Regions from separate parts of the Homo sapiens genome. Here all the other regions are linked to region 3. Evidence: chromatin loops called from intact Hi-C (ENCODE). Cell type or tissue: gastrocnemius medialis. All regions are shown on one strand. Links, peaks and the distances in the headings refer to the core of each region. The heading gives the core; the rest is flanking DNA.

Region 1 (10,888 bases), core at 913-8,912, 680 kb after region 3:
GACTCAGAGATCTTAGAAATATAAGTACCTAAAGTACTTGTCATATCTAATATTCTTCCAGATAGCCTCCCTCAATTCTCTTCTATTTTATACATTTGATCCACAGCATGACATGTGCTACAAACTGAAACTTGTAAATCATTCCCACTTCTGTAAGACTCTATTGAAAATAATGAAAAGCTAAACTCTTGCCTATGCGCACTGAGTCACATACCACATTCTTGGCTTGAATGGTAGTTAAGCAGAAAAATTGACTGAACAATTTCCAGTAATTCTCAGTGGGGTTAAATGACACAGGGAAAAAAGTAATAGTGATGGTTACAATGTGTAATGATAGAATCGAAATGGAAGAAGTTTGCTCATTACAATAACCTCTCTTGAAGGTGACATTAGAAACATATTATCTATTGAGTTGGAGGTTTCAACCCATTAATGGGTCACAACCAGAAAAAATTTTTTAACAAAATAGAAAAAATCGCAAACAGACTACATCATATATGGTAAAGATAAATATCATTCCGCACAATTTTGTTTCTGGGCCAGGTGTGGTGGCTCACTCCTGTAATCCCAGCAATTTGGGAGGCCAAGGTAGGCAGATCATAAGATCAGGAGATCGAGACCATCCTGGCTAACACGGTGAAACCCCATTTCTACTAAAAATACAAAACATTAGCCGGGCGTGGTGGGGGATGACTGGAGTCCCAGCTACTCGGGAGGCTGAGGCAGGAGAATGGCGTGCACCCGGGAGGCAGAGCTTGCAATGAGCCAAGATTGCACCACTGCACTCCAGCCTGGGTGACAGAGCGAGACTCCATCTCAAAAAAAAAATAATAATAATAATAATAATTTGTTTCTGGTTTCACACATGTGTATGCATGGTCTAGAAGTAAAATTTATTTCTTCCAGTGGGCTGTAGTTTAAAAGGCTTGAGGGTGATTACTCTAGAACAGTTTCCTAATCATTTCAAAATTGGCCTGAGCTCTTCTGTAAAATAGAAATCCTTGACCCCTGCTTAGGCTCATGGTGGTGTTATTTTTCTTCAGCAGTCTTCCCCAGATGATACTACTTCCAGAATATAAATTAAGGAGACTTTTCACTCTTGCAGAAGTGTTTAGGAACAAGCAGTAGCTGGAATGTGGGGTAAGGAAGTAGAAGTCCCAGACACCACAGGTCTCCCCCAGGCTCCTTCTCTGCAGGGCTCTGACCCTTAAAACCAATGGTTTCTCCAAGCCAGGTCAGAGAGAAAGGACTCCACCTGCCCTCCCTTGGCTGGGACCCAATTTGTCTCCAAAGAAGAGTCTACTTCTCAAGCACCTTGCTCTGAATGTATGAGTATGATTAGTGTAACAGATTGGGTAAAAGCCCAACCTTTTTTAACATGAAATTGGCTACATCAATAAAAAGTCAAGATTTGGTTACAAAGCAAACACAAGGTCCTCTATGAGGTCCTGATTGTGTCTCCTTCACAATCACTTTCAAGGAAGGTCATCTGTGAGTTGGGTGGAGAAAGGGAGTCCCTGCAAACAAGCTCAGTCTCATACAGAGTAGATATTCCTGGAATTGAAAGGTGTCTTAATATTTGGGATCTGAAGTATATTCTTTGAATGTCCAGTCCTCCAGCTGTCACACAGTGTTATGCAAAGAACTGCTTTAGAGGTCCCTGAAATTTTATATATATAATTTATATATATATATACACACACATATACACATTTTTATATAAGAAATATATACATATATAAATCTTATTTATAAAGCATTCCAACTCTTTGTTATTCTTCACATGTAATATGATAATAGGCTCTGAGGATGATTTTTCTAATGCCAGAAGAAAATCAACAAATTCCTCCTGAGCCTCCATTGTCATCAATTATACCATTGATTTATTCATGTATTTTCATACATTTTACTAATCTAAATGTATAGTATGGTCAAGGGTGTGTACTGATGGCCAAAAGAAAGTCTAACATGAGCAAGAGGCATTAGAAATATCATTTGACCCAGCAATCCCATTACTGGATATATACCCAAAGGATTATAAATCATGCTCCTATAAAGACACATGCACATGTATGTTTATTGCAGCACTATTTGCAATAGCAAAGACTTGGAACCAACCCAAATGCCCATCAATGATAGACTGGATAAAGAAAATGTGGCACATATACACCATGGAATACTATGCAGCCATAAAAAAGGATGAGTTCATGTCCTTTGCAGGGACATGGATGAAGCTGGAAACCGTCATTCTCAGCAAACTAACACAGGAAGAGAAAACCAAACACTGCATGTTCTCACTCATAAGTGGGAGGTGAACAATGAGAACAAGTGGACACAGGGAGAGGAACATCACACACCAGGGCCTGTTGGGGGTTGGGGGGCAAGGGGAAGGATAGCATTAGGAGAAATACCTAATGTAGATGATGGGTTGAAGAATGCAGCAAACCACCATCGCACATGTATACATATGTAACAAACATGCACGTTCTGCACATGTATCCTAGAACTTAAAGTATAATTAAAAAAAAAGAAAATAGAAAAAAATAGATAAACAAATACAAATAATTAATTCCTTAGTGCAGTGAGGGAAAAGCACATTCACTTCTCATCTGTGAATCAATCTTTCAGCTGAATATTTATTGGTGTCATGCCAGGAGGAGAATGAAATGGGATGGGATGGAGACAGAAATGTCTCTGCTTCTCATCATTGCCCAGCCCCTGTGGCTTCCTGTCCCGTTCCCAGCTCTAAGCCCACAACCCCATGAAGCCCCCAGATTTGCCGCTATTCTTACTGGCTGGAGGCCCCACAGGGCAAGAGAAGTCATCACCAGAAGGAGACTTTTGGAAGGTTCATCGCTTGGCACAAATTGGTCACCTAGGCTCAGTTACTATGCAATGAACAGAGGAGGTGTGTGGGTTACATTTTTCTCCCTAATATCCTAAACTGTAACCTGGTCTTTGTAATAGAAAGATTGTTCTAAATGGTGTTTGGATTCAAAAGTACTGTAATTTAGTTGTATAATAGATTAAATCATGCTGAATGAATTGGCCTAATTACTGATCTAATGGTAACCCACCTCTTTTTATTCTGGATTTAAAGCAAAAATAACAGAAATATCATTAAACTCTTGGAACACACAGCATTCTGCTAATTCGACTTCTTCTGTTAGATGCTTGAGATGGATTTTTCTCAAGAAGAATATCACTACTGACAGAATATATCTTCGTAAAATGAATGGATTTATTGCTGTGTCCCATAGGCTGACTCTTAAAAATCACTAAAGACCTTTCTCATCTTATTTGTCTTTTAAAGCAAAGCATATATTATGAATGCATATAAATTTAATAATATCCTTGTTAAGTTACTCCTATATTTTGATATGAACGATTCGGTGAAATTGACAAAGATCAAGTTCCTTGAAAATGAGTTTGTTTTTCTAAAACTGAGCAAGTCTGGACGAAATATGAACCAAATATGATCTTTAGAACATTTGATTGACTTTATTTTCTGAGTCAAATGTAAAGTAAACTCAAAGAGGAATGAGGGCTTCAGAGTTTACTGCTATTGACTCTGCCAGGCTCAACAAAGAAGGCCTGTGAGCCCATGGAGGGGCCTGAGAGCCGTCCCCACGCACCCCAGCCCAGCATTCATAATAATGACTTATGCACTCTGAGATGCTGTGCCCTAAACACACCAGAAAGCTGCTGAGTGTTTGACAGGTCCATAAATCATCATGCCCAGGCGGTTTTGCACCCTGTGGAGTCACTGGCCCTGGGGTTTAAGCCCTGGGTTTCATTGCCTGCTTTAGAGGGCGAAGCCAGAAAATCTCCTTTGGATGTAGCTGTAACTTTCTTGTTCATGAAGCCTACTGCAATCTCATGCCAACCTGGTTTTTCCTGTGGCTCTCTTGGACACTCGTTCCTTAAGCCATAGGTGTTGTGGCATGAAGATTTTATTCTATAGGTAACGCAGTCCTTCTGTCCTTGCAACTATGAGCTTTAAGGAGAGAAATGAGGTTTCCAGATGAAAAAGAATGCAGAATGACCAGTTCCTACAAAAGGGCAGTATCTTTTCCTTTTATTTATTTATTTATTTTATTTTTATTTTTATTTTTATTTTTATTTTTAGGGACAAGCTCTCTCTGTCACCCAGGCTGGAGTGCAGTGACATGATTATGGCTCACTGCAGCGTCAACCTCCTGGGCTCAGGCAATCCACCCACCTCAGCCTCCTGAGTGGCTGGGACCACAGGTACACACCACCATGCCTAGCCCATTTTTGTATTTTTTGTAGAGATAGGGTCTCCCTGTGTTGCCCAGGCTGATCTCAAACTCCTGGGCTCAAGTGAGCCTCCCACCTCAGCTTCCCAAAGAATAAGGATTACAGGCGTGAGCTACTGCACCCACCCTATTTTATTTATATTTAATTTACAAAGCTCTACATGGTACCCCTTAGGTCCTGGCATTAGTAAGGCCCCACAAAGGGTCATGTGGACCATTCCCTGGGTAGTCCCCTATAAGTCCTCACCTTCCACACTCCCACTGCAGTCATCTGTGACAGCTGCCACATGGCTTCTCCTGTCTGCACCAAGCAGAGGTGGCAATGTTGGAGAAATGCCCACCTCGACGTCAGTTGGCTCCACTGTAAAACCACGTCTCTGACTTCAGTTGGTACGTAGCTGTGGGCGTTCATGCCGTCACTAACCCCAAAGGAGAACTCTAAATGGTGACTGTAAAGCCTCCTGGGATTCCTGTGAGCTGGACGGGGTGCTTTTACATGGCCTCACTGTCCTGAGGCAGCAAGTTAGTTGTGAAAGGGCACCAGGCCCCAGAGCCACAAGAAAGGCTGCATTGAACCACGTGTGTATTTTCTTATCTCTGCCGAGCGCCAGTGTAACCAAAACTTGTCTGTTTCTCACATTACAAAATCCTAAATAAGCATTCTATCAGGCCCCTTAAATTAGAAACCTCATCAACAAGACGTTCAGCCAGCAACCTTGCCATTGCGTAACAAGGATGGCTAGCCACCCACACCCTCCCGCTCCATGGAACCTAGACTCAGCCAGCTGTGGGTTGTGCTGGGCAGAAATCGTTGTGTCGGTTACTCTTGCTGTTTGATTTATTCTCCTGGTTGATTTAAGTCAGAGAAAACTGTGACAAAGTGACAAGGAATAACACAATCAAAGGACCTGGATGCAAAAACTGCTGGACCACTTATGTCTTCAGGGATTTTCTGCAGCAGTGAATGACATGGGCTTGGCAATTCCCCTTGGGCCCTTGGGGCCACTGGCAAACTCCCTGATGAGAAGAATCACAGAATCAAAATACAATACATATGTTAATTCTTCAAAACATTATCTGATCATGTTACTTTATTTACGTATGGAGCTTTTTTTGAGTCCTCTGCAATCAACCTCTCCACTTCTTCACTGAAATGCGATCATCCTTAATTCTTCTCTGTTCCTTACCCCCACATTCATTCATCTTTCTTTCCAATTTTAACTAGGATCTTTTTCATATTCTGTCTCCAGGATCAGTACCATTCCAGACTGTTGCTAGAAAAAGTATTCTGGGGCCGGGCGCGGTGGCTCAGGCCTGTAATCCCAGCACTTTGGGAGGCCGAGGCGGGCAGATCACGAGGTCAGGAGATAGAGACCATCCTGGCTAACACGGTGAAACCCCGTCTCTACTGAAATGCAAAAAAATTAGCCGGGCGTGGTGGCGGGCCCCTGTAGTCCCAGCTACTCGGGAGGCTGAGGCAGGAGAATGGCTTGAACTCGGGAGGCGGAGCTTGCAGTGAGCCGAGATCACGCCACTGCACTCCAGCCTGGGTGACAGAGCAAGACACCAGAAAAAGAAAGAAAGAAAGAGAGAGAGAGAGAGAGAGAGAGAGAGAGAGAGAGAAAGTAATCTGAATCGCAAATCTGATGAGGTTCCGCCTCTCTGCGACCCCCTTTAGGGCACCTCCATCCAGCAGAGGAGCCGGACTCTCCCACTTCGGCTCCTGGACTTCTTACCCCGGCCTTCCTGAGGGCAGCCTGACCTCAGTCAGAACCACCTTGTGTCCCCATCGGAGTCTTTCCTGTCTTTGCAGATAATGAAGGTCAGCCAGATTCTCCCACTCTCCTTGTCTCTCACAACTCAGATTAAACCTTCTCATCCCTCTCTCCCTCCTCATAACTATTAGCACTGATCTCCACCACAGCCAGGCAGAAATCAGGGCGAAACGTGTCATAGCTCTTGGCCATTTGGTCACCTGTGCCTTCTCTCTGCTAATCCAGCCCCTTGAGGACAGGATGGGCCAGGTCTATGGCACCCGAGAGACGGGGTTCTGCTGTTCTCTGGGCTTGATCGTGGTCATCTGTCTGACCTCTTCCTCTTTGAATAACCTCCTCTGTCAGCCAGAGATGAAGTCACCTGTCTTGCAGAGTTACTGTTAGGATTAAATGAAACAGTGTAAACATGTTTCTAACATAGTGCCTGCAAAGCAGGAAGTGCTCACAATGATTTCTGTGTTAATGTCCTTATTCCAACAGACTACCTGACAAGTCCTCCATTTAACATTTATTCAGTCAGCAGCTATATATTGAGTGCCTGCTATGTGCCAAACACCCTACTATGTTCTGGGTACACAGAGTTGAAAAAGACACAGCCCTGGGAGGCCAAGGCGGGCAGATCATGAGGTCAGGAGATCGGGACCATCCTGGCTAACACGGTGAAACCCCGTCTCTACTATACAAAAACTTAGCCGGGCATGGTGGCGGGTGCCCGTGGTCCCAGCTACTCAGGAGGCTGAGGCAGGAGAATGGCATGAACCCAGGAGGCGGAGCTTGCAGTGAGCTGAGATCGCGCCACTGCACTCCAGCCTGGGAGACAGAGCAAGACTCCGTCTCAAAAAAAAAAAAAGAAAAAGAAAAAAGAAAAAGACACAGCCCTTTTCCATCAAGGAGTGCAGAATTTCCTTGTGGTGACAGTGAGGAAAGAGGCACTCAGCATTGGGAGTGATAAGTTCCATGATAAAGATCATAATGCAATGTTTTCTGAACACTGTGCATATGACTGATGTTTTAATCAAAAGAGCAGGAGAGGAGGAAGGAGGCAGGTTGCTTGTGGCTTTGTGGCGTTGCTAACTTGGTATCTTTTCAGTTTCTTCTTGGGGGCAGTCCAGTGTTTCTGTTTTCCAGGGTATAATGCCTATTTGATGCTTCCAAGGGGAATTGCCTGACCCGGACACTCGAGGTTATTTCAGGACTGATGTTCCAAGGAAAATGCATTATCACCTGATGGTTCTCTTGAGCTTTATTCAACTTTGCACTGCCTGCTGATGTTTTTTGCAGGAGATGTGGGGGCCAGGGATGGTCTGAGTCATATGGAATCACTTCAGATGGCAATCCTGAGAGCCTTACAGAGGGAGGGCGTGGACAGACTTTGCCAAATCATCATGGAATTTACCAAGTGGCATACCCTGAGAAATGCAAACATTCCAAGAGACACTTAATATTACTATCCTAAATGAGGAGGCACTTGCCAAGCTATGTCTGGGGTCCAGGTTGTAAATCTTAAGTTGCTATTACAGGTGTAAGATATTATGAAAAGAGAGTCTGTACTCTGACGGTGACTGAGAGATTCACGAAGCTCTTCATGGTCGGAACATAGTTATTGTTTTCGAGCTCTATGTCTCTCCTTTGTTGCTAACATGTCTATAGCACAATTTTTGCTTTGCATTTGATATACATGTGATTATGTGGTTTCCTTTACTTTTCAAATAACTTTAATCCTGTTTATACATAGAACACAGGACTACAGGGAATTTTTCAACACATTTTAATTTCAGAGATTTCTTCATGACTGCCTTCCTTAGGCTGGTCACCCACTCTAACCTCTGTGTCTTTCGAGGGCCTTAAGTAATGAAAGGAGACACGGGCCTGGGGTTCCAGGGTCCAGGATGTACTATCTGGGCTCAATGATACTGTATATTGAAGTGAAAGTGACAATGGGGCAGCAAAGGAGGCAAAGAAAAGGAGAGGGAAGCAGAGGTAGGAATACAGATGGAACAAAGACCTGCTCTTTCACTGGGATGGTGAAGGGGGCCCCCGTGGCTGGGCATAAATTGGCAGAGAAACTTGTGCTGACCGAAATCTGTGTGCTGAGGCCTGTTTGTCTTTGATCTCCCAGAAATATTTTTTTCTCTCATCTTTGTCATGGGACAATCCCAGTCACTTGTATCTGTTCCATTCCATTCTGAAAATGCTCCAGAGAAACTGAATTTGAAGGAAATAGTGAAAGCTGTAACTTGGAAGGGGAAAGGAAAGAGAAAAGGGGACGAGGAAAGGAAAAAGTGTGATGGAGAGTTATGGGAACATTTTACAGCAAGTCCTTTCAAAGCCAGGAAGACCTACTTTTTATATTCATCCGAATTTGCAGATTCATATTAATTTAATACAATGCCTTCATTGCTGTTCTATTCTTTCTCTTAGGGAAAAAGGGGAATGAAAAATGGTTTGCTGCTTCTCCTCTTGGCTGCAGAATACAATTACAAAACTGTAAAACTATGATGTTAAATACCATAGCTCCGTAATTACCAAACCAAAATACTAGGTGCATACCAAGCTACACAGTCACAAAATTGCTGCATAGTTCTCATAAACTTCATAAAACCTCTTAAAATAATCTTAATCTTTTTTATTTTTTAAAGTGTTGAAAATCAGAAGCTTTACCTATGAGACATATGAACAATCTTAAACATTAAAGTCATTTAAAAATGCATAGACAAAAGTACATAAACTGTTCAAAAATTAGAAGTCTTTTTGCTTTCATGGCTTTCTAAGGTCTAAATATTTATGAGGCGTAATTTTCTCCGAAAATCTAATCCTATTAGCAGTTTTTCCCTTGGAGATAACTAAATTAAAAGGATTATCTTAATGTCAACAGAGTTTTATTGAGCATTTTCTACATATTTGATGAAAAAGCATTGGAATTTTCCATTGTTTTGAAATTATTTAATACTTAAATTTTTCATAAACTTTTTGAAAATTTTTATTTGTATAGAAAAAGTTGAAAGGATAATACAATAAATACTTGTATGTCCTCCATGCAGATCCAGAAACTTTTAACATTTATTATATATGTACATTTGTTTCCTCTTCCTCTGTTTCTGTCTCTGTCTCTGTGTGTGTGTACACATGTAATCATATATATTATGTATAATATATTTGATATGTGTATATATACGATTTTTATTGTCTTAAGCATTTGAAAATAAATTACAGACATCATGAAATTTCACTCCAAAGAGTTCAGCAGGTATGTCCTAAAAATAAGGCCCTTCTGCAACAATACCATTATTACATCTAATTAAAAAACAATAATTTAAAAATATAATTTAACATTCAATCCATATTCAAATTTTCCCCAAAGCCCCAAGAATGTCTTTTTTTTTTCTTTTTCTTTTTTTCTTGCTCTGTCCCCCAGGCTGGAGTGCAGTGACACGATCTTGGCTCACTTGGCAACCTCTGCCTCCTGGTTTCAAGCAATTCTCCTGCCTCAGCCTCCTGAGTCGCTGGGATTGCAGGCGTGTACCACCACACCCGGCTAATTGTATACTTAGTAGAGACGGGGTTTCACCACATTGGCCAGGCTGGTCTCAAACTCCTGACCTCAAATGATCCACCCACCTCGACCTCCCAAAGTGCTGAGATTACAGGCGTGAGCGACCACGCCCTGCCAAGAACATCTTTTATAGTATGTTCTTTTTTTGATCCAAGATTCAAATCAGTGATTGTTCCTGTTAATGTTCAAAATTCCCAAAGCTCACCTGGGCAGATCCCTTCCAACCGTCTCCTGGGTTATTTGAGCCAATCCGTGTCATTCTTTGAGCCTTTGTTTTCTGTCACAAGATGTCAGAAGCTTACTTCATACTTTCTTTGTCCCGGATCTGGGGTAGCCATTTCTCTTCTGAGTCTGAATTTCTTCATCTACTGAAAAATAGTTCTTAGAAAGCCAAAAATGGCACTGGTATGCTAATTGGCACTGGGACATTATTGCTTCTTGACCCTGTCAGAAGAGAGCTATAAATACACATTTTTTAAAATCATGAGCTAATATTGATGTTTGCAATTCAAATTTAGCACTACTGTTTTTCCTAAATCATTTTATCTTATATCCCAACTTATTTTTCTTACACTAAAATTCTTGATTCCTGATAGTTTAATATTCTTTTTTTTTTTTTTTTTTTTTTTTTTTTTTTTTGAGACAGAGTCTCGCTCTGTCTCCCAGGCTGGAGTGAAGTGGTGCGATCTCGGCTCACTGAAAGCTCGGCCTCCCAGGTTCATGCCATTCTCCTGCCTCAGCCTCCCGAGTAGCTGGGACTACAGGCGCCCACCACCACGCCCAGCTAATTTTTTGTACTTTTAGTAGAGACGGGGTTTCACTGTGTTAGCCAGGATGGTCTTAATCTGCTGACCTCGTGATCAGCCCGCCTCGTCCTCCCAAAGTGCTGGGATTACAGGCATGAGCCACCGTGCCCAGCCTTTTTCTCTATTTTTTTGAAAGTAAACATGTAAAATAGGTATGATTTCTTCCTTAAATGTTTTATAGATTTGCCATTAATACTATCTAGAATTGTAGTTCTGTTGGTGGGAAGGTTTTTAATTAAAAACACAATTTTTGTAATGGATGGGGAACAATTCAGGTTTTCTATTTCTTTTTTTTTTTCTTTTTCTTTTCTTTTTTTTTTTTTTGAGACGGAGTTTCGCTCTGTTGCCCAGGCTGGAGTGCAGTGGCTGGATCTCAGCTCACTGCAAGCTCCGCCTCCCAGGTTCACGCCATTCTCCTGCCTCAGCCTCTCGAGTAGCTGGGACTACAGGCGCCCGCCACCATGCCCAGCTATT
Region 2 (10,888 bases), core at 1,626-9,625, 1.3 Mb after region 3:
ACAAGTGTTGGCTGCTTTAATGTTGAAATGTTTTTATCCCCTAATATTTATTTTGTAAAGAAGTAATGGCACTGGATCAAGGGGGGAACACGAAAGCTGCTAGTTCATTTCACTACTCTCTAACAGAAAAGAAATAGCGTGCAACTGTGAGCAGGGAAAAGTTTTAAAAGTAGCCACTGCACTTCTCTATTTTCCTATATATTATTAATCTAAACATTCTAAGTAATTAAAGAAAAAAATAAGATTCAAACTTACTTCAAACACATTAGCTGTCTGTTGATATAACTGTACAGCCTTCTCTGGATCAACATTTTCTATAAGCCTGAATCAGACAAGAAAACATGTCTTATATGAGAAATGGAAAACTTGTTTTTCAGGGACCTCTTTAAAACAAAAAGACAAGACTTCTATGCAGAGACTTGTCCATCTCACACTCACTTTCCAGCTCGCTCCAAAGCCATGGCTGCTGTGTCTGGGGTGCCGTTTTCTAGATACATCATGCTGGCCTTCTCAATTAGCTGAACGGCCTCTGGTAGTTTCTGCATCTCCTTTGGGCAAAGGATACAGTAGACAGGTCAGCAAATGCATCAATTAAAGAAAAACAGAGTTAACAATCTGAAATGCAATTATTTTTTATTTTAAGTTCTGGGACACATGTGCAGAATGTGCAGGTTTGTTACATAGGTATACATGTCCCATGGTGGTTTGCTATACCTATCAACCCATCATCTAGGTTTTAAGCCCCGCATGCATTAGGTATTTGTCCTAGTGCTCTCCCTCCCCTTATTCCCCAGCCCCCGACAGGCCCAGGAGTGTGATGTTCCCCTCCCTGTGTCCATGTGTCCTTGTGGTTCAATTCCCACGTATGAGTGAGAACATGCGGTGTTTGGTTTTCTGTTCCTGTGTTTGTTAGTTTGCCAAGAATGATGGCTTCCAGCTTCATCCATGTCCCTGCAAAGGACATGATCTCATTCTTTTTTACAGCTGCATAGTATTCCATGGTGTATATGTACCACATTTTCTTTATCCAGTCTATCACTGATGGGCATTTGGGTTGGTTCCATGTCTTTGCTATTGTAAATGGTGCTACAATAAACATACGTGTTTACTGTATAAACATACGTTTCTATAGAATGATTTATGTTCCTTTGGGCATATGCCCAGTAATGGGATTGCTGGGTCAAATGGTATTTCTGGTTCTAGATCCTTGAGGAATCCCCACACTGTCTTCCACAACGGTTGAACTAATTTACACTCCCACCAACAGTATAAAAACTTTCCTATTTCTCCACAGCCTGGCCAGCATCTATTGTTTCCTGACTTCTTAATCATCACCATTCTGACTGGCGTGAGATCTCATTGTGGTTTTGATTTGCATTTCTCTAATGATCAATGATGATGAGCTGTTTTTCATGTTTCTTGGCTGTATGTCTTCTTTTTCTACAAGGAACTTAAATTTACAAGAAAAAAAAAACCCAATCAAAAAGTGGGCAAAGGATATGAAATACAATTATTTTATCCCTAATTCATGAAAGTAAATGACTCAAATACATTGTATAGCAATAAAGATATTTAAAATGAAATGCTTCACATGATTACTCTCCCAATCAAGCTTCATTAAACCCAATCAAAAAGGTACCAGGTAATTTCTACACAGAGTTCATCATCACTTCACAGACCTTTGGGAAATCTATGAAAATAGAAAAAACCAAAAACCTTGCTCTTTACTGTTTTCTAAGCACTTCTTATTCTTTAAACATTTACCAAGTCCCTACTACATACAAGACCTATGCCAAGGATCACAAACTGGCAGCCCAATGACTCTATCTCACTTCCAAGTGTGTTTTGCTTGATCCATGCAGTATTTTTAAATTAGATACTTTCATGAAAATTGTTTTATGGCTTTCTTCAAAAAAATATCAAAAGCTACGGCATCAGCAGGCTTGCATCCCTGTATGGCAACAGGCTGGGGCTGGGCAGCACTGTCCCGCCACATGAGCATGCACCTCCTGGCGCTTCTCCCCGCTCTTCACTTCCAAATGCCCTCCACGTCCCAGCTGCTCATTCATTTTAGTTATTCCTCTACACCCTGAGTTCATCTGAGTTTGCAACCCTCTTCCATGACTAATAAATTCTGTATCTTACTATTAATCTACACATCTCAGGATCATGCAGTCCTAATGTCTAATATCTCCAAATCAAACATTTTAAAAATAAACTTAAAAAAAAACACCGTTTAAAAGCTAGTTATAAAGTTTACATAAGCAACTTATTTAGTGTTGACTTGCTGTATCTTAAGGTAGGCTCCACACTGACATCTCATGGGTGGTTTACAAATCTGCCTATTCAGTCCCTTGCTAAGTTGACAAATTCATTAGGATACCCTTAACAAAACTGGTCTCATTTTCGCCAACCCCAAAACATAACTTTATTATTTAGCTATGGAAACTAACAATAACACAGACTGAAAGACACTGTATGAAATAAGACTGCTATCATTCACTCAAGCAGAATGAAATGCTAATGCATTTCCAAACCTCAGTGAAAAAATAAAAACAATACTTTTTTTGTTATAAAACCAAAAGTCAATGAAAGAATCCGAGTCTACAATATCTGCTGAAAAATATCTGAATGAACAGGGGAGGTAAACCTAACAAAATCTCTCTCAGACACATTAGTCCTGAGGGTCATTTTGGCTTTTAAAGAATACAACTGAACCTTGAACAGCAGAGATTTAAACTGTGCTGGTCCAATTATACGCAGACTGTCTTGCTCCTCTGCCACCTGAGACAGCAAAACCAACCCCTCTTCTTCCTCCTCCTCCTCTTCCTCCTCCTCAGCCCAAACGTGAAGACTATGATGAGGATGAAGAGCCCTATGATGCTCTACTTCCACTTAAAGAACACTAAATATATTTTCTCTTCCTTACGATTTTCTTAATATTTTCTTTTCTCTAGCTTTATTCTAAGAATACAGTATAAAACATATTCCATACAACATACAACATATGTACTAACTGACTGTTTATATTATTTATAAGACTTCCAGTCAGTAGTAGGGTAGTGGCTCACGCCTATAATCCCAGCACTTTGGGAGGTTGAGGCAGAAGTATCACTTGAGCCCAGGAGTTTGAGCCCAGCCTGGGAAAAACAGCGAGAACCAGTCTCTACCAAAAAAATTAAAAAATTAGCAGGGCATGGTGACATGCACCTATAGTCCCAGCTACTCAGGAGGCTGAGGTGGGAGGATCGCCTGAGCCCAGGAGGTTGAGGCTGCAGTAAGCCATGATTGTGCCACTGCAATCCAGCCTGGGCAACAGAGCAAGATCCTGTCTCAAAAAAAAAAAACAAAAACAGGCTATTAGTAAAGTTTTTGGGGAGTAAAAAGTTATATGTAGAGTTTCAACTGCACAAGGGGTTGGCATCCCAACCCTTGGGTAGTTCAAGGGTCAACTGTATTTCCTCCCCAAATATACCTACCCACTAATTACATATATAATGTGAATCTACAACATAAAAGCATTTGGGAGGATAAAAAAACCACAGGAACTATTCGTCATGAGTTTTACCCAGTAGATAGAGCAAAAAATACATTAGAAGGCAGTAAAAATGGCATCCGAGTCCTATTTGTTGTTTAAAAATTAGCAACTACATCTTCCTGTTTTTGCGTAAAATCAAGTGAGGCTGTGAGTAAGAGGTCCAACCACAATATTGATACTTCTCCATAAAAAATGATGAGCTGCCTACTTGAAAGTTATACCCTCCACCATAAATATGCCTATTTTCAATGGCTGTGTGCCAGTGGAGCAAACAGGATATGAAATCACAGCAGTCATCAAGTGACAGAACCAAAGGTTGATCCAACAAGTTTCTGTGGCTTCCCTTGTGCATATGTCTACAAAATGGCACTCCCCAAGCCTTTCTGGTGAATCAGTGTGAAGGTTTGTATGACAAATTGGTAGAAATTTTAGCCCACAGAATTGTGGACCACGTAGCTCAGGGGTCCTGTGCTCCCAACAGTGTCCAAAGGCATTTAATTTAAATATAAGACAATGCCAGAAAGCATTTTCCTTCATCTGTTTCCCTATCCACTAAGTTAATTTTCTTTCATTCAAAGTAGTGCCTTTCCAACCCTCAAATTAAATAGATACTTGAGCAATGGAAATGATGCCTGAATAATAACTTTTGATGAAGATTCAAGTCTTAGTACAGCTGTTGTAATATAAACTGAGGCTGTGAGAATTAGAGTGTTTGAGCATTTCTTAAACAGGCATGAAGTACACTAAGAATGTAACAGCCACCTGGGAGCTTCCTAATTCTCAGAGGAAAATGAGACATAAGAAGACCAGAGCAGATCCCCAGCTTCTTTGGCCGTAAGAGAAACTCTATGGTTTCAAAGGAACTGTGGTTAATAACCTAACTTGCGGCACCAAATACCAATTCAGTTGCATGTTTGGCCAGAAAAGCTTTATTTCAATGGATATATAATAGTTTATAATAAGGAAGCATCATAATTTATTTAAACACTTTCCTATTATTATTATTACTTTGAGACAGAGTCTCGCTCTGTTGCCCAGGCTGGAGTGCAATGGCACGATCTCGGCTCACTGCAAACTCTGCCTCCTGGGTTCAAGCAATTCTCCTGCCTCAGCCTCCCAAGTAGCTGGGATTACAGGCGCCCGCCACCATGCCCAGCTAATTTTTGTATTTTTAGAAGAGACAGGGTTTCACCATGTTGGCCAGGCTGGTCTCGAACTCCTGATCTCAGGTAATCCACCCACGTTGGCCTCCCAAAGTGCTGGGATTACAGGCATGAGCCACTACATCCAACCTCACTTTCCTATTATTCAAAATTTAGATAATTGGCATTTCTTCAAGAAACAACCTGATGCATAAATCTTTGATCTCTCTCTCTCGATGATAGACTCACAGAATTGAAATTCCTGGGTCAAAGACTATAAAATCTTTTAAACTAAGTATGTTAACAGCTATTACTAACATTCTTTAACTTTTCGGTATTTTTTATTGTCTACAATGAGCATGTGTTCACTAAAAAAATGAGTAAGTTCACATTATAAAAGTCATAGAAATTAAAAACAAAAGCTTTACTAAGGTAAAAGTTCTTAAAAACAAAGCTTTATAATAAATACTTGAAAGTAGCTTTTACCATTTTAGAAAAAAACATTTTTAAAAAAGAAAGACAAATACTTCATTTCAACTGCCAGCTGGCATACTTTGAAAGTCAGCATCATAAAGTAGTATGTTCTGTCTCACCACAGCAGGACATTAATTCCTGGCCTGCTTTTGAGGAGCAGAAGTACAAACAGTGGCACAGGTACATTAGTTGGAATATTCCATGCAGAATGAATTAAAGTAGCAAAAGCTTAAATCTGTGGTTGTTTCTGCTGCCAACTGTTATTCACATAAGTAAAAATCTCTTCTATAACCCATGTATGATAATTTTTTAATATTTATAAAATTTTACTACATTTAGATGTCCTTCTCAAAAGTAGAGAAACTTCCCATAGAGCTCTTTTTATAGCAATACACATCTATCCTGGTTATAGAGCTTAGAACATTAGTGTTCCCAGTTCACTCCAATACATTTTCTCTTAAATTTCACTTTTAACATTCCTTAAGACGTACAGAATGTATTCTATGGGTCCAATTAACGTTACCGTGGACAGAAAATCTTAACTTAGCACCTCTTGCCTTACAGTAAGGAAGCTTTTCAACTTCAACAAAAATTCTTGTTTAACACCTTGTAGTTAATTCATTTTACCTACACAACAATTGTGACATAACATTACTGACCTTCAACATCATTCCAGCTTGCTCATAAGCTCTGCAAAGAGAATATAATTTCTCTGATGAGATCTTAACGAAATAAGGGGTAGAAGAAACTTTCTGGTGAGGAACTACTGGTAAGGAAAGTGACTTCAATTACAATGGGCTCATGCACAACATATCACTTCAGGCTTATATTACCACACAATATAATTTTTTATTCTTTTTTTGTGGGGAATAATGGCTTAGAACATCAGACATTTGAGTTAAAGAGATTTTATTTTGCAGATGCAAAATTAAGTAAGGCTCAGTAAGGTTAAATTAATTTCCATCTGACAAACCTAAACCTAAGTTTTTTTGTTTGTTTGTTTGTTTTTGGGATGGAGCCTTGCTGTGTCGCCCAGGCTGGAGAGCAGAGGCACGATCTCAGCTCACTGCAACCTCCATCTCCCAGGTTCAAGCAAGTCTCCTGCCTCAGCCTCCCCAACAGCTGAGATTACAGGCACGTGCCACCACATCCAGTTAATTTTTGTATTTTTAGTAGAGACGAGGTTTTTCACCAAGTTGGCCAGGCTGGTCTTGAACTCCTGACCTCAAGTGATCCGCCTGCCTCGGCCAACAAATAACTACTCTCCACAAGGCAAGAGAAAGCTTCCTGCTTCATCTCCACAGGCACCATTAACTATCAAACAGAGGAAAAAAGAGATCCTAACTTATTTTTTTCCCATAGGCTACTGAACAAAATGCTCCTAATAAAATATTATGGCAAATTTAATTTAAACTCTTTACATCTTACAGTTAGGAGTAAGTCTTGGTTTTTAAGGTTTAGGTAAAAACTGAAGCAAAGAGAAATGATTATTATTTAAATCAATACAAAATTTATAATTTGGGAAAAAATTACCAACCTACAGAAAAACAGCAACATTTAAAACATAATTTGCAAATACATGAAAACATGAAGAATACTTACTTGGCAGCATGAAAAAGACTGAATGGAAGTAACGAAGTCAAAGTTAAGGAAAAAAGAAAAAAATCAATAGTTTCTATAGATCAACTATTTAAAGACAGTTAACTAAATCACTGACCCAGTTGGTTCCAAAAGACAAATCCTACAAACAGGTAAAAAAGAAGTAATTCAATACCTGTCAATATAGTTTAAAACTACATAATTCCCAAAACCACTAACAAAACACTGCACAGATTTTAAACTATTTCTATTACGCAATAATCTGAAGTTTTACTGAAGTACAAAGTTATTATGACTACAGTTTGCAAATAAGAGAAACATTTTTTATTGATAAGTTTGCAAACACCTCAAGAAAATGTACTGTTTTAAACTACTTATAATTTTTATTTCAAATACCTAAGGAAAACTGTATTTAAAAAAATTGATACAGTAGTTCACGTGTTTTCAATACCTGTGCTACTTCTTCATTCTTCAGCACATGTCTACAGATTTACTTTACTTCATCCCAAGTAAAACCATCATCAAGTAAAATCACAAACAATAGAAAGTAAGTATTGTAGCTCTGCGAACCAGTGTGGACCTTATAATCAAACTTCATTATAAACGCTCCTTCATAGTTTAAAAATACAGAATTTTTCTAATCATTTTCTAATTTAAAAACATTTTACTTCACAGGTAGTAAAGTAAATTTACAGCAAGAGAAAACAGCTTGTCAAAATCATCTAATTGTTTAATTTCTTTTTAAAAGTTGAAAAAGATACGCCCTATTATTTTCATGGGCAACAGCTTCCCTCAGGCAGGCATCTTTTGCTTGCTCAAACTGTTTGGCATTTTTAAAAGCAACAGCTGAAATAGAAAAAAAAATTGACTATTTCCATCATTAAAAACCTCAAATGAATCATTACTGAAATCTGCATTTTATATGAAGTATTATAAACATACTTACTTCAAATACTTAGGAAGTATCCTAAAACTATAAAATATTACTTTTTTCTAAAGCAATTTCCTTACAACTTTTCCAATTATTGGTAACTTACGAGTATTTTTAAAACTTTTTCTTTTTTAATTGTTGACTACTGGCAACAAATCAGTGTTTCTTCCACTCAAAATCAAGAAGTCTTTCTAACACCAACACTCCCCAATACTCCCCAGTAACCGGCAGATTCTTCAGTCACAAAAGACAGCACCTTACTTCACCAGTTTTACCTTTAAACGGTATTTTGGGTATAGGTCATTCGATTAGGTAGAAACTGAGGGCCAATAAGCACATTTAACAGTTTTTTATAATAAACCTTCCTTTTGGCACAATCTTTAAATGTCTAACAATGCATTTTTTTAAAAAAACAATCTTTTATACTGTTTACTATCTATGAAAAAGATGTCTCACTGTTCAAACAGCTAAAGCATACTGAAAGCTGTTTTAAAAGTGTAATCATCAAAACAAAACAGGAGTGCTTATAACATATGATCTTACAAATTTTGGAAAACTTATCAAGGGTTGCTTACAAAGAAGCAAAAAGCATAATGCTTTAAGAAAAGTGCTATTTGTTAAAAACACTCTTAAAATTCTCTTTAATAAAATGTGAAAACCAAATACTGAAGCTATTCCCCTCCCTGCTTTTCCATATGTTGCTTTTTAAAAAATTTATTCTGATTAAATAGGTTTTCCATAAGCCCTTAAAGAAAATAAACAAAGGATGCTTCAGGGGGAAAATTTCATCTAAAACATTTATTTTTGAATGTAATTCATGATCTCAGAGGGGCAGAAAACAAATCTGTGTTAAATTTCCCTCACAGAGGAAACTTGCAAAATGTTGTTCCCTTCTGCTACAGAAGCCTCCTTGCATGAGTAGTCCACAAAATTCATACAAAGTTTGAACTTTTAATAATTTTCAAGTATAAGATAAACAATTTGCATGATGCAAAAAAACAGAATTTACTCAGATTTAAATAAAAGTACTGAAGACTCATTTGCTGTTTAACCAAAAGCACTTGCCCCAGATGATCTCTATGCTAGGCTAACAAATGTGATAAGGGCTATCGCTGAAATACAACTGAAAATGTGTTCAAGGTACTTCAAAATTTTGTTATATTTATACTGCAAATTATCACAGGTATGCTTAAAGCTATCATTCTGTAATTCAGAATGCTACATTTTTAGTAAATTCCCTTTCTGTTGCATATTTTAGATTGTTTATATCTTATATAAAGATAAATTGATTAAAATATGTATATAGCTTAACACTTCATGAACACTGAACAGATACACTCAAAGTGAGGTTCATAAAAGACATAAAATACCAAGCAAACATATGATTTGCGTATCAGGTTAAGATGAGGCTAAGTTAACAAAAAATTTAACAAACTCCTAATTCAATAGAAAGTATAATAGAGAAATATGGCAAAACTCATGGATATGGTATTCAAATAACTGGAGTTAAAGAATATATAAGCAACGCTAAAAACCCACTACTGTGTATCACCAACCCCGCCCCATCCCTGCTGTCATAGACAGCAGGTACCAGGAACTCTGACTCAGCTCTCAACACATCTGAAAATAACAAGTGGAAAAAAACTCAAGGGCTTGCACAGTTGTTTTGTTTGTTTTTTAACTATTAAAGCCTTATAGAAAGCATATGAGTAAGTATTATGGTGAAATGAAGTTATCAGACTATTTTAAGATTACATACTGGAGCAACTGGACTATAGTCAAAAATACCTGCTTTTCCATATTCAGAAGCGGCACTGTCATAATCTGGCTTCCATTTTAAAAAACCAGTTTTCAGGCTAGAATGAAAAAAACACAGTTAACAGGAGTTACCAACCACATTTATAAGTCAGATCTCTGCTTGTAATGACCTTCTAGGTCTTTAAAAAAAAAAAAAAAAAGGAGAAACCATCAGGCACAAACTCTGTGTCACCCGCCTCCATCCAAACTTAGGCCTAACAAACACAACCTCACCTCTTTCACTCCCACTGTCACAGGTACGTGGTTTTCCTCCTAGAGGTTCTCAATTCATGGTCCCTGGACCAGCACCATCAGCACTAACTGGGAACTTACTAAAATCGTAAATTGTTGACCCCATCCCAAGCCTACAGCACCTCTGAGGTTTAACGAGCTCAAAGGTGCATTAAAGCTTTAGAACCTCTGAAGCACAGTATCGACAGCAGAGGGATTCATGAAACTGACGCACAGACAAGAGTCTAGAGACATAAATGGAGGCATCATAAGCATATGTCAAGAGCATAGATGAGATCAGATCCCCTAGTGAGACTGCAGAGAGAGAACAGAAAGACTAAGGAATACAATCATTCAGTGAAACAACAGAGGAAGTAGGCAAAAAAAAAAAAAAAAAAAAAAAAAAAAAGTGAAAACTCGCCACCCATAAACAAGAAGGATAATCAGAAAGGGAAGGATATTACAAAAGCCAAGAGAAACTGCTTTCTAGGATCACTACTGGCTTCTTGGATGCCAAACCAAAGGACAATCAATTTTGAATCCTTAACTTACTTGCCTTTTCCTCAATATTTATTTTCTTATTTTAAAATAATTTCAGACTTAGTTTAAACTAATTCAGTAACTGTCAAATTTGGGTGTGCATAGAAATTGCCCAAACCATCGTAAATTCTAAATGTCATTCAATTAGTGAAGGCCTGCTTGCACAGAACACTGCTTGCTTCAAATGACTCAGGGGAGTATCTTAACTGAAAGATGAGGCATCTGTATGAGCACTCAGAAGTACAGCCTTCATTATGTGACAGCCATGGGAACTGCCACAAAGTCATAGCTTCTTTTTTTTTCTTGAGATAGGGTCTCGCTCTGTCACCCAGGCTGGAGTGCAGTGGTATTATCTCGGCTCACTGCAACTTCCGCCTCCCAGGTTCAAGTGACTCTCGTGCCTCAGCCTCCTCAGTAGCCGGGATTACAGGCTTGTGCCACCACACTCAGCTAATTTTTGTATTTTTAGTAGAGAAGAGGTTTCGCCATGTTGGCCAGGTGGTCTCGAACTCCTGGCCTCAAGTGATCCGCCCACCTTGGCCTCCCAAAGAGCTAGAATTACCGGCATGAGCCACTGTACCCAGCCAGCTACAGTAACATTTTTTGCCAATTAAATTTATTCAACATATTTAGCAT
Region 3 (10,888 bases), core at 1,273-9,272:
CCTGTGCACTGAGGAGGGCGCTGGGCACTGCAGGAGTCTCAGAACACACTGGAGATCATGAAACTCTTGCTTTAAGGGACCTCACCCTTGAGGTCCCTTAGAGTCGAGTCAGACATGCTGAGGGTGACTGGGCAAGGTAAAGGGCAGTATACCATCAATGGCTGCATAGTAGATATGCAATGGGAATTCTAAGGGGTCACCATGGGCTGAGATTTGAGGGATGCTTGGATGCTTTTTTTTTTTTTTTTTTTTTAGAGACAGGGTCTTACTCTGTCACCCAGGCTGGAGTGAAATGGCCTAATCATGGCCCACTGCAGCCTTGAATTCCTGGGCTTAAGAGATCCTCCCACCTCAGCCTCCTGAGTAGCTAGGACCACAGGTGTATGCCATCAAGCTTGGCTAATTTTTTTTTTTTTTTTTTGGTAGAGACAGGGTCTTGCTATGTTGCCCAGGCTGGTCTTGAACACCCGGTCTCAAGCAATCCTACTGCCTTTGCCTCCCAAAGTGCTGAGATTACAGGCGTGAATCACTATGCCTGGCCTGAAGGAAGCTTTGATAGATTTGTGGGGTTTGCTTAGCACAGGTGGCATCTGAGGCTCAGAGGACAAGATGAACAGAAGCGCTACGGCAGGAAAAGCTGGGAGAACTGGAAGGGTCCTGACAACAGCCCAGCCTGGTGAGGCAGGTGGCAGGGGACAAAGCAGGCCTGGGGACGGGGCTGGTCATAGGCAGAGGGCTTGGGTCATACGGTGCACAAGCAGTAGTGAGCCCCGAACCTTCTTCAGCAGAGGAACAGCACGATCCAGGCCGTGCCGTAGGAAGATTCATTTCGTGGCACTGAGAAGGGCGACTGAAATGGGTAAGCCAGGGGACAGGAGACAAGCCAGGGCTGTGCCGAGAGAGTCTAGGGGCGGGGGAAGTGATGGAGCAGGACTAGGGTGATAGCTATGAGGATGGAAAAGAGCTTTGTGGAGGGAGAATTAATGTCTTATCATGAGGGAGCAAAATGAAGAAAGTAAGCTCATTTGGCTGAGTTTGCAGTTGGGCAACCCAAGAGATGGGCTGGAGACACACATAAACTGCTCATTTCAGTTCTCAACCTGTGACTGTGCATCTGAAAGATCAAAATTTCATGAGTCTCCTGATCTAAAAAAAAGGGCCAATCAAATCAACAACTCAGATGCAAACACTGCCTTCCTTTCAGGTGTCCTCATTTCTACTTTAAAGTAGGCAGTAAAATCAACACTTCAACTCTTGCTAGAGTTCAAATTTCACCCCAGCTGCTCTTACCTGAAAGGGCTGCCATGCACATTCAGGAATGAAGCCCCCTTAAACCTCACAGCCCTTCGGCTCTGGGACATCATGTGGCCCTGGGCCATGCAGCTCTTAACAACATACTCACTGGAAGTTTACTTTGTCCACTTGGAATCGTGTCTCAAAAATCCCAGATGTCAGAACTCTGCATCTGAGGAGGTCCTGGGAACAAGAAGAGGGAAACAAGCTGAGTTACATTACTGTTCTTCTTCAAGGTAAAGCCCGGGTATAACTATACCTCATCAATATTTTTCAAATAATTTGTTCCACTGTAAAGGAAACAACAATTAAGAACCAACATTGGCCGAGCATGGTGACTCACGCCTGTAATCCCAGCACTTTGGGAGGCTGAGGTGGGCAGATCACCTGAGGTCAGGAGTTGAGACCAGCCTGGCCAACACGGTGAAACCCTATCTCTACTAAAAATACAAAAAAACCAAATTAGCCAGGTGTGGTCACAGGCAGCTGTAATCCCAGCTACTTGGGAAGCTGAGGCAGGAGAATCGCTTGAACCCAAGAGGCAGAAGTTGCAGGGAGCTGAGATCGCGCCATTGCATTCCAGCCTGGGTGACGAGTGAGACTCCGTCTCAAAAAAAAAAAAAAAAAAAGAACTCAGACGAATGTTCTCTGTTTTATCCTCCAGAGAAAGCCACAGTTAATGTGTTGGTTTGGCCCCAAGAGACCTGATAACTGTGCTTTTGTTTTAAGACTTAAAATCATGTCTGCAAGAATCTTACTAACATATACCTGACAACCACAGTCAGGGCATCAGCATTCCAGAGGGACATCCCTGCTGGTGCTCTGTTGGCTTGGGTGAAACTCACGATGGCTTGGGTGAGAAACCAAAGGAAGTGTAACTCTGCACTCACAAGTCTTCAGCCTTATGAACTGGATGCTAGTTGATTTCATTTATTCTCTCTTCCCTGCACATTTCTGTTTCCTCCAAGATAAAAGATGTGGTACCCCGAGGGGACGAGAAAGCCACGCAGCCTCACAAAGCTGGCATCCCTGGTACATTTGGCAGATGTCAGAGTTTTTTTTTTTCCTGACCCCCAAATCCATGTGATTTTAAGGAAGCAGCCATTCTGTAATAATTCTGGAACATGGGAGGTGGTCCTCCCATTTTAGTATAACGAGAACTGTTTAGGACAGGTAAGTTAGTTGAGGGACTGACTCAAGACGAGGAAGCCTCCATTGCTTTGTCAGATAATTTCAAACTCTCAGGATCAGCCTTAGAGAGGATAAACTTCATGGGAGAGAGAGAAGCTCAGGCCTCAGACCTCCCACCTTGGGGGCCCAGGGCCAAGGCCTTGCAGGGAATACAGACTCTGGGGGAAGTTTGGAGAGTGTGGTTTGAACAGAGACATCCCTCTAACTTCCTTGGGGTTCACTGGCTCTAGAAGCACCTGAAGTCTCCTGAATTGAGCAATCCGGGGGCTCTCCAAGTCTCTGCAGCTGCCCGAGGGTCGAAGGGGCACAAAGATTCCCTCTCTGCTATTTAAGAATTGGTGGAGTGGGCTGGGCACGGTGGCTCACGCCTGTAATCCCAGCATTTTGGGAGGCCAAGGCAGGTGTATCACTTGAGGTCAGGAGTTTGAGACCAGTCTGGCCAACATGGCAAAACCCTGTCTCCACTAAAAATACAAAAATTAGCTGGGCGAGGTGGCAAGCACCTGTAATCCCAGCTACTTGGAAGGCTGAGGCAGGAGAATCGCTTGAACTTGGGAGGCAGAGGTTGCAGTGAGCAGAGATTGCAACATAGCACTCCAGTCTGGGCGACAGAGCAAGACTCCATTTCAAAAAAAAAAAAAAAATGGTGGAGTGCTTTTTTTTTGACTCAACCCAAAGGGGATGCTCTGGGTCACACCTGGAAAGTTCACTGTGATATGGGACCCCCCAGGCCCAGGGCCACAAACAGAATGGGCATAGTTTATGAAGCCAGGAAGTAAAGACTTCGCTTTCCTGAGGACAGCTCCAGGAGGAAAAGGAACGGCATATTCCTTATCTGCAGATAAACTCATTTGCATGCTGGCAATTTTGATAATCACTAAGTGCTAGAGTCAGGGGAGCAAGGCACAAGGTTTGATGACCAATCCACGCACACACACAGGGCAGTACAAACAATTTGCAAAAAGTAGGTATCTTAAGGATTTTTCCTTAATTCATTCTGAAATAATCATTAAATCATATTGGAAATGAATCTCAAAGTTTCTGGTGTGTGGTGGGGGACCCTAATTCCACATACCTGGTCTGTGGGTGTGTAGTCAACCAAGCTGACGCTGTCGATTCTTTCCAGGAAGCTGCAAAGAAAGCCAGCAAGGGTTGAGGCCTGTTCTCTGCCCACTTTCCCCTGGGGTTGGGGAGAAATTAATGGGACATCACCCAAGTACAGCAAGGATGGGGGCAGGCCAAGAAGCTGAAGTGAGTTCTTACTTTGTTTCCTGAATTTGTATCTGTCTAGATAATGCAACATTCTTGACCCAGGGAGGGAGAACTGCATTCTTTTTTTTTCTTTTTTTTAATGTTGCCTTCTCTCCCCTCTCTTCTCCACTGCCACAGCGCTGGGGGTGGGAGCTACTCAGAAACTGGGAGAGAGCATGGAGCCTCCCGTCCAAGGCTAAGCGAGTACAAGAATGTGTTGCAATGTAAACAAAACATGGAAGGTGACAGATGTCCCTTTAGTTTCCTAATCAAATCCAGATGTTGTGTGTGTGTGTGTGTGTGTGTGTGTATGACTGCGTGAATATGTGTAAGAGCGACTGAGTGTGGAGAGCGAGTATGTGGTGTGCAAGAGTAAATGTGTAAAAGTGTAAGGGTGAGTGTGAGAGTATGTGCGGAAAGTGTGCGAGAGCGAGAACGTGAGTGTGCATATTTGAGTGTGTGTGCTGGCAAACCTGGCGACGCCTGTTGGTGTCAGATCTGCCTGGCGCCCACTGTGTCCCACACAAGGCAGGATGGGAGCCAAGGAAGGCTGTGCGCCGCTCTTGGGTGATGACCCTTCCGAGAGGGAGCTGGGAGGCCGCCGAGCTCCCTCTCCTGAGTGACCACGGCCCCTGCACAGGCCTCCCCCGCCCTCTCTGTGCCAGCCTGGCTTTACCAAGGCATCTATCCAGGCTGCACGTTTCCCACTGACTCTTGGTTGATCTGTTGTTATTTATCTTCTCCACTAACATGTTAGGCCCTCAGGGCAGGTCTCTGTCTTGTCCACCTGGGAGTCCCCAGCACCTAGTGCAGGCCTGGCCCCAGTAAATATGGTGGAATGAACCAGTGTCCTCTGTCCCCTTCTCCTTCCGCGGCTGGGACAGGTGACCATTGAGGGCTGAGAGGCTGGGTCCCTCGGGGACCAACAAGCACTGGGAATGGGTTAAATGGCAAGCAGGGGACAATTCTGGAGACAGAGGGGCAGCAGGGACCCTAGAAGGAAGAAGGAGAGCCAGCAGGAGGGAGGGGTCGGGGGGGCCCAGGCTCTCTGTTGGTGCTGGCGTTGACGGGAGGCCCTGGTACTGAGGAGAGAGGATGGACGGCCTGGAGGCTGCGCTGGCTCCCTGCCTGCCATGCCAGTTGGCTGGTTCTGTCCTTTGGTAGGTAGAGGCAGCAGACATGTGCCCATGAGCATTTCATGCAGAGGAGGCGATGTTGCCTCCCAATCTCCCCATCCTCCCACACCAGCTCCTCTGCAGGCGCCTGTGAACCTCAGTGTGGGCAAGAGGGAGACGAAACGGTTCAGAACACAAAACGCCACCCCACAATGAGCCCTTCAGCATGTTGACTAATTGTAGCTGAAGGCACTTGAGAAGCCTCAGCTGCAAGGCTGGCTGGCTGGCTGACCTCCCGCTCTGTCCCAAAAAGCAGGTCATGAAATCTTCCCTAAGAAACGTGCCTGCCCTGTACCAGGAAGAGGAGAATGTTCTTATCACCAGGGGTTCGGAGTCCACCCTGAAACTGATCTGTACAAACCCACCAAAATAACCCTTGTCTTTCATTAGTCACTGCCCCACAATGACTGCCCCTAGAAACTTGAACCTTTCTCCTGTGTCACTTCTCCATAAATTTATCATCTTTTGTTAAAAGGGTATATTAGCTCTCGGTCCTAACAGCTTCTTTGGGTCTTCATTTTTCTTATGAAAGTTCCCGTGTGCATGTAAAAATATTAAATAAAATGTGTATGCTTTCCTCCTGTTAATCCGTCTTTGTTAGTTCACTCAGCTACAGAACCTAATGGGAAAGAGGGAAGTTCTTTTTCCTTCCCTACAGAGGTCAAAAGGGGTCCATTTTAGGAACCACTTGGCCAAAGACAGTAAGACTACATAATTTCCTTGGACATCTTAACTCCTTCCTTTTGGAAAGCTAGAGACAGTCCCTAGTGGCCAAAACTGAGGCATGGCCATGGGATGACATTTTGGCAGCCTTCACCCATGAACTTGGGTTTGGCACCCCCAGGGCAAGTAACCCAGAAGCAGAATACACAAAGGGGCAGGAGTGGATCTGCTGGTGTTTGGGATGGCCTTTCATAGCGATAGGAAACAGTGGGGGCAACTGTGACCTCAACTGTCATGAATGAGTCATTTCCCTGGAAGCCAAGGGAAACAGGCTATGGGAGTGGTGTCTGTGACTGCATTGTCTGGTGTGCAGTCATTAAAGAATGTTAGCCAGGTGCAGTGGTGCACGCCTTTAATCCCAGCACTTTGGGAGGTGGAGGTGGGTGGATCGCCTGAGGTCAGGAGTTTGAGACCAACCTAGCCAACATTGTGAAACCCTGTCTCTACGAAAACTACAAAAATTAGCCAGGTGTGGTGGCACGCATGCCTGTAATCCCAGCTACTTGGGAGGCTGAGGCAGGAGAATCGCTTGAACCCGGGAGGCAGAGGTTGTAGTGAGCCGAGATCACACCACTGCACTCCAGCCTGGGCGATAGAGTGAGACTCCGTCTCAAAAAAAAAAAAAAGAATGTCAACTGCTCCTGGCTCTGCAGAGGTATGGCCCAGGTGACAGGGCTATTGAGAGGCCAAAGGGACCCTGATCAGCCAGTGGTGTCTTTGGAATAGGTGCTGCAAGCTCTGGGAGGTGCTACTGCGCACCAGAAGGTTGGTGAGTTGGCCAAGGGTGTGGAGCTGGCTCCAGAGGGGAAGGAACAAAGGGAAGGGACCCTCTGGGAGCTGGAGAGACTTGGGAGCCTGGAGGCAGGAATTCCCTGCCATTGCCTGAGGCCTGGTTTGGAAAGTACAATGCAGTTTTGGCATGGTGGTTGCTGGCCTGGAATGTGGTGGGGTGAAGAGCGTGGTGGAAGGACACACTGAGTTCCTGACCATCCAGCAACAAAGGAGCAAAAAGACCTTGGAATCCATGAGAAGGTAGGAGAAGTTTCTGCCGGGGTGGGACGGGAGCTCTGAACTGGGGCTGGACAGTCAGATGGGTTTCTGGGTGAGAAGGCTGCTTCCCTCACAGGCTACAACAGTTGTAATCAGAAATGGTCGCAACTTTTGACAGGGTCCAGAGCAAAGGATACAGAAATGAATTCGCTCTGATGAAAAGAGCTGGAAGGAACTGAAAATTAAATATGAAGCCTGTGGCTATAGTTAGAGTTTAGGAAGTAACCTATTTAAAATGGGATGCACATAGGTTGGAGGTAGGTGGTGAATGTATTCAGATGATAATAACTAGTCTAAGTAGAAAGAATGAAGTATGGTTAACCAAAAAATGCCTCTGGAGTGCTAGAGAGATGTGATGAGAGGACGTGTGAGTGCATCTTCCTGTGCACTATGAAAGACCAGTGACTTTGAGATGCTGACAGTGATGAGGCTGGTGGGTCTTCTCCTGTCGCCAACCTCCAAAATGGATATTCAGAGTCCTTCCAGCTCTGATTCTCAGAGATCTAAGTGAGACGTGGGAGGTCTCATTGAACATTTCCAAGAGCTGCTTCTGATTTGTTGCTGATGCTGAATGGTACCGAGTTCATGCATTTCAAGTTTGTGCAATGAAAATAAAATGTGAATATTCACCCCAAAATGTGAATATGCCCCCAATTCTTTGAAAGACTTTCTAAGGAATAAATAATAGAGTGGTAGATTTCTGCCAGCCTTCTGCCTTGATCCTTGTTTCAACTGGCATATTTCCAAGCATGTTGCAGGAGTACTTTTTCAAATTGGGGCTTCTGTGATTACATACATAGAGAGAATTTTAAAGGGGTCTCCCAAATCATACATAGAATTTTGCATATGATTACATTTTAAAGGGTTATAACATTGCCTCCTTAAATATGCCACTGCATGCTGACCAGAAGAATTAAGCAGATCTAAAAATCCCTTGCAGACTATTCACTCCAACTATTAGATGCAGAGGTGCAAAACTATACCAAATTAGCATTGTAAAAAATCACTTGCATTGTAGACACTATAAGGAAGTAGTTAAAAAGAAATTTACTCTGATTTTTTTTTCATTATTTCCTGTGACAGCTGAGGACACTCATGTTTGCAGAAATGTTTTCATTTTCATTTAGATCCCCCTTCTGTTTGATATTAGCAAAAGTAACAATGCACTGTTTATATCCCATCTGTTGTTGGCGTCAAAGAATTCTTATGGCCATGGAATTGATCATGAAGAGGAACAAGGAGAGTCATGAAAAGATGAAAACTATTCTGTTAAATGCCTTTGTAATCAAACTACTGGATCTGAGAAAAAAAGTACCAACTGAATTTCCATGTATTTAAAATTTTTTGTGTGTGAAAACATATAGCAATTGGAAATCTGTCAAGGCAAGTAAAAAACTTTTCCCAATGTTAATGAAATTTGACTCATGATATTTATCTACAAGACATAAAAATATAGATGGATCCCAGATACTCAGGAGGCTGAGGCAGCAGGATCACTGGAGCCCAGGAGTTCGTACTGGTGGAGAAAAACATTACTCACGTGGTGACAAAGTACCAGGCAGTTGTAATGCACAGCCAGAGTTAAGATTCCCTGCTCCTTAAAAGGGGTTCCCAGACTCGCAGCATATCGGCGTCACTGGCAGACCCACTGCGTCAGCATGTGCAGCTGAACCATGTCCCAGGTGATCAGTGATTCATGGTGACTCGTCATCCAAGAGCGTGTTCCTCTTGGCTTTCCCCACCTCCCTGCTTTATGCTCTAATCTCTGCCTGAACCATCATTTCTCATGACTCCTGCGCTTCCTCCTTCCCATGGGGTAAAGTCCACACTTTTAATGTGGCCTCCAGCCCTTTGCAGTCTGTCCAGTCTCCCCTTCAGTCTCTTTTAACATCACGTGAACCCTCCACTCCAGTCAAAACTCCCTGTAGTTTTTGGCCTCTCAGATCCTGTGTCATTCCTGCTTTTTTTCCCCCTTTGAAACCTGAGATTAAACCCTGCTGGCTCTGGGAAGCCACTTCTAACTGCCATGACACAGCACAATATCCCTTTCCTCCGGCACTTACTGTTTCACAATTTGGTGAGCATGGCATGCTGCCTTATACTGTGATTTAATCCTTTTTAAAGGTTGAGGTATAAAATAACATAAACTGTGTAAACAGTCCTGATCTTAAGTGTTCTTGATTTTTTTTTTTAACATCTGGGTACGCCTTGTCCATTTTTCTTTTTCTTTGTATGTTTTATCTACCTATCTGTACTGAATATCATTTAAGGGCAGAAGCATGTTCTCATCTCTAGAAAGAAGCCCCACATGGCATGCATGTTTTGGACTAAATCTTTCCCTGGATTGTCATTTAAAACGTTTTTAAATTTAAAAAACTATTTATTTTTATTTTTTTGAGACAGTCTCACTCTGTCACCCAGGCTGGAGTGCAGTGGCACAATCATGGCTCACAGCAACTTCCCCCTCCTGGGTTCAAGGGAGTCTCCTGTCTCAGCCTCCCGAAGTAGCTGGGATTACAGGTGTGCACCATCATGCCTGGCTAATTATTTTTTTGCATTTTTAGTAGAGACGGGGTTTCACCCTGTTGGCCAGGCTGGTCTCGAACTCCTGACCTCAGGTGATCTGCCCACCTCGGCCTCCCAAAGTGCTGGGATTACAGGTGTGAGCCACCACGCCCCACCTGTATTGTCATTTTGAGTAAACACTGCTGAATTGTTTGTCCTGGCATTTCTCAGCAGGGAGAGGATGTACAAACCCTGAAGAACAGAGGCAAACATTTCATTGTGGACAAATGCTGTGAAGGAAGAGGACACAGCTCTTGAGTGTCCATACTTGGGACTCTGTGCGCTTAGGGTGCCTGCTTTACCTGCCTGTCTGCTGTCATCAGAAAGCTCGAGGCACTATCAGGAGTGACCACCCAGGCCAGGCACACGTTTGCTATGCAGTGCAAGGAGCCCACTGTGGGAGGCACCACACCAGGCCCAGAGACTGACACTATGACAGACATTGCCTGGCCCGGGCTCCCTATGGAATTTGCAATCTAATGTAGAAAAACAAACCTAGGTAAACCAGACAGCATTTTGCTAATTCCAGTCAGTTGATTCAACACAAAAACAAAAACAGGGGTCTGCTCATCAGTTTCCTTAGTGTCCACTGGCTTGCAGCTTTTTGCTATAAAGATCTTGAGCTTTGGACTTTGGCTACAGAATTGCCAAGAGGATGTTGTGTTTTTGCAGAGGAAGTCCCTCCCTTCTGCTTTATAGTGTGCTTGGCCAGCTGATGCTGATACTATGCTCAGTTAATAAGGTTCTCTTATCAGACTGGTGCTTATTTTCAGCACTTTTTTTTTTTTGAGATGGAGTTTCGCTCTTGTTGCCCAGGCTGGAGTGCAATGGCGCGATCTCGGCTCACCGCAACCTCCACCTCCCGGGTTTAAGCAATTCTCCTGCCTCAGCCTCCCAAGTAGCTGGGATTACAGGCATGTGCCACCATGCCCGGCTAATTTTGTATTTTTAGTAGAGACGGGGTTTCTTCATGTTGGTCAGGCTGGTCTCGAACTTCCAACCTCAGATGATCTGCCTGCCTCGGCCTCCCAAAGTGTTGGGATTACAGGCGTGAGCCACTGCACCTGGCCCAGCAGTCTTTTCCAAATCAAAGACAGCAGGGCGGGCACACAGTGTCCAAACCTCATGGTCTGCCTGTATTTAAAAGGCATCTAGATACATTGGCATTCCTTCAGCAAGAAACAGCTTTAGTAAGAAAATTCCCCAGCAGCACACACAGTATCATCTGGGTTCCTGAACTGAAATAAACTAAAAGTAGAGGAAAGTATTTTGTGAATTAATCCAGTCTACCTTTTTTCTTTCAATCCTAAATCCATGTTAGAAATTGTGCACTTGAAGGCGGAAAAATGAAAGGAAGAAATATAACTAGTAGTTAAATGGAAGATTAACTAGTTAACTAGTTCCCTGATGTGTTTCAGTTGGATACTTTTGTAAATTATATCCATCTTTGGTGTAGGGAAGTTTCAATGTGAAAAAAAATCTTGTAGTTATGAAGAAACAATTACAGTGAAGAAGCCAGGGGACCGGGCGCGGTGGCTCACGCCTGTAATCCCAGCACTTTGGGAGGCCGAGGCAGGCGGATCACTTGAGGGTCAGGAGTCCGAGACAAGCCTGGCCAACATGGTGAAACCCCGACTCTA

Evidence for each region. A loop is a pair of places that touch in the nucleus more often than their neighbours do. Peaks named below come from ENCODE experiments on the same cell type or tissue, not always from the same donor. Only the 100,000 strongest peaks of a DNase experiment are listed, where the experiment ranks them.
Region 1: a loop joins it to region 3, with 4 times the contacts of the local background. A loop is called at or near these places in 2 of 110 quality-filtered maps.
Region 2: a loop joins it to region 3, with 6 times the contacts of the local background. A loop is called at or near these places in 7 of 110 quality-filtered maps.

What each region holds. Positions count from the first base shown.
Region 1 is chr18:11,173,160-11,184,047 of GRCh38, reverse strand. No RefSeq gene overlaps it. Among named protein-coding and RNA genes, the nearest start is that of PIEZO2, 29 kb to the right of the region's middle. In gastrocnemius medialis, for the core only: no CTCF peak of the experiment used is centred there; DNase peaks (open chromatin) are centred at 4,697, 4,987 and 6,296; H3K4me3 peaks cover 650 bases; H3K27ac peaks cover 5,646 bases.
Region 2 is chr18:10,529,422-10,540,309 of GRCh38, reverse strand. It overlaps NAPG (NSF attachment protein gamma), which reads right to left. Exons shown (of 12, transcript NM_003826.3): 2 at 9,473-9,540; 3 at 7,515-7,599; 4 at 6,757-6,774; 5 at 5,814-5,844; 6 at 439-548; 7 at 256-322. Among named protein-coding and RNA genes, the nearest start is that of NAPG, 8.8 kb to the right of the region's middle. In gastrocnemius medialis, for the core only: no CTCF peak of the experiment used is centred there; no DNase peak of the experiment used is centred there; H3K27ac peaks cover 873 bases.
Region 3 is chr18:11,855,121-11,866,008 of GRCh38, reverse strand. It overlaps GNAL (G protein subunit alpha L), which reads right to left. Exons shown (of 12, transcript NM_182978.4): 6 at 3,560-3,614; 7 at 1,403-1,476. It overlaps LOC124904251 (a long non-coding RNA gene), which reads left to right and starts at 5,498. Exons shown (of 2, transcript XR_007066297.1): 1 at 5,498-6,665; 2 at 7,883-8,848. RefSeq lists enhancers at 3,758-4,664, 8,382-8,939, 7,947-9,146. In gastrocnemius medialis, for the core only: a CTCF peak has its summit at 5,681; DNase peaks (open chromatin) are centred at 5,908, 8,348 and 8,668; H3K4me3 peaks cover 2,607 bases; H3K27ac peaks cover 6,469 bases.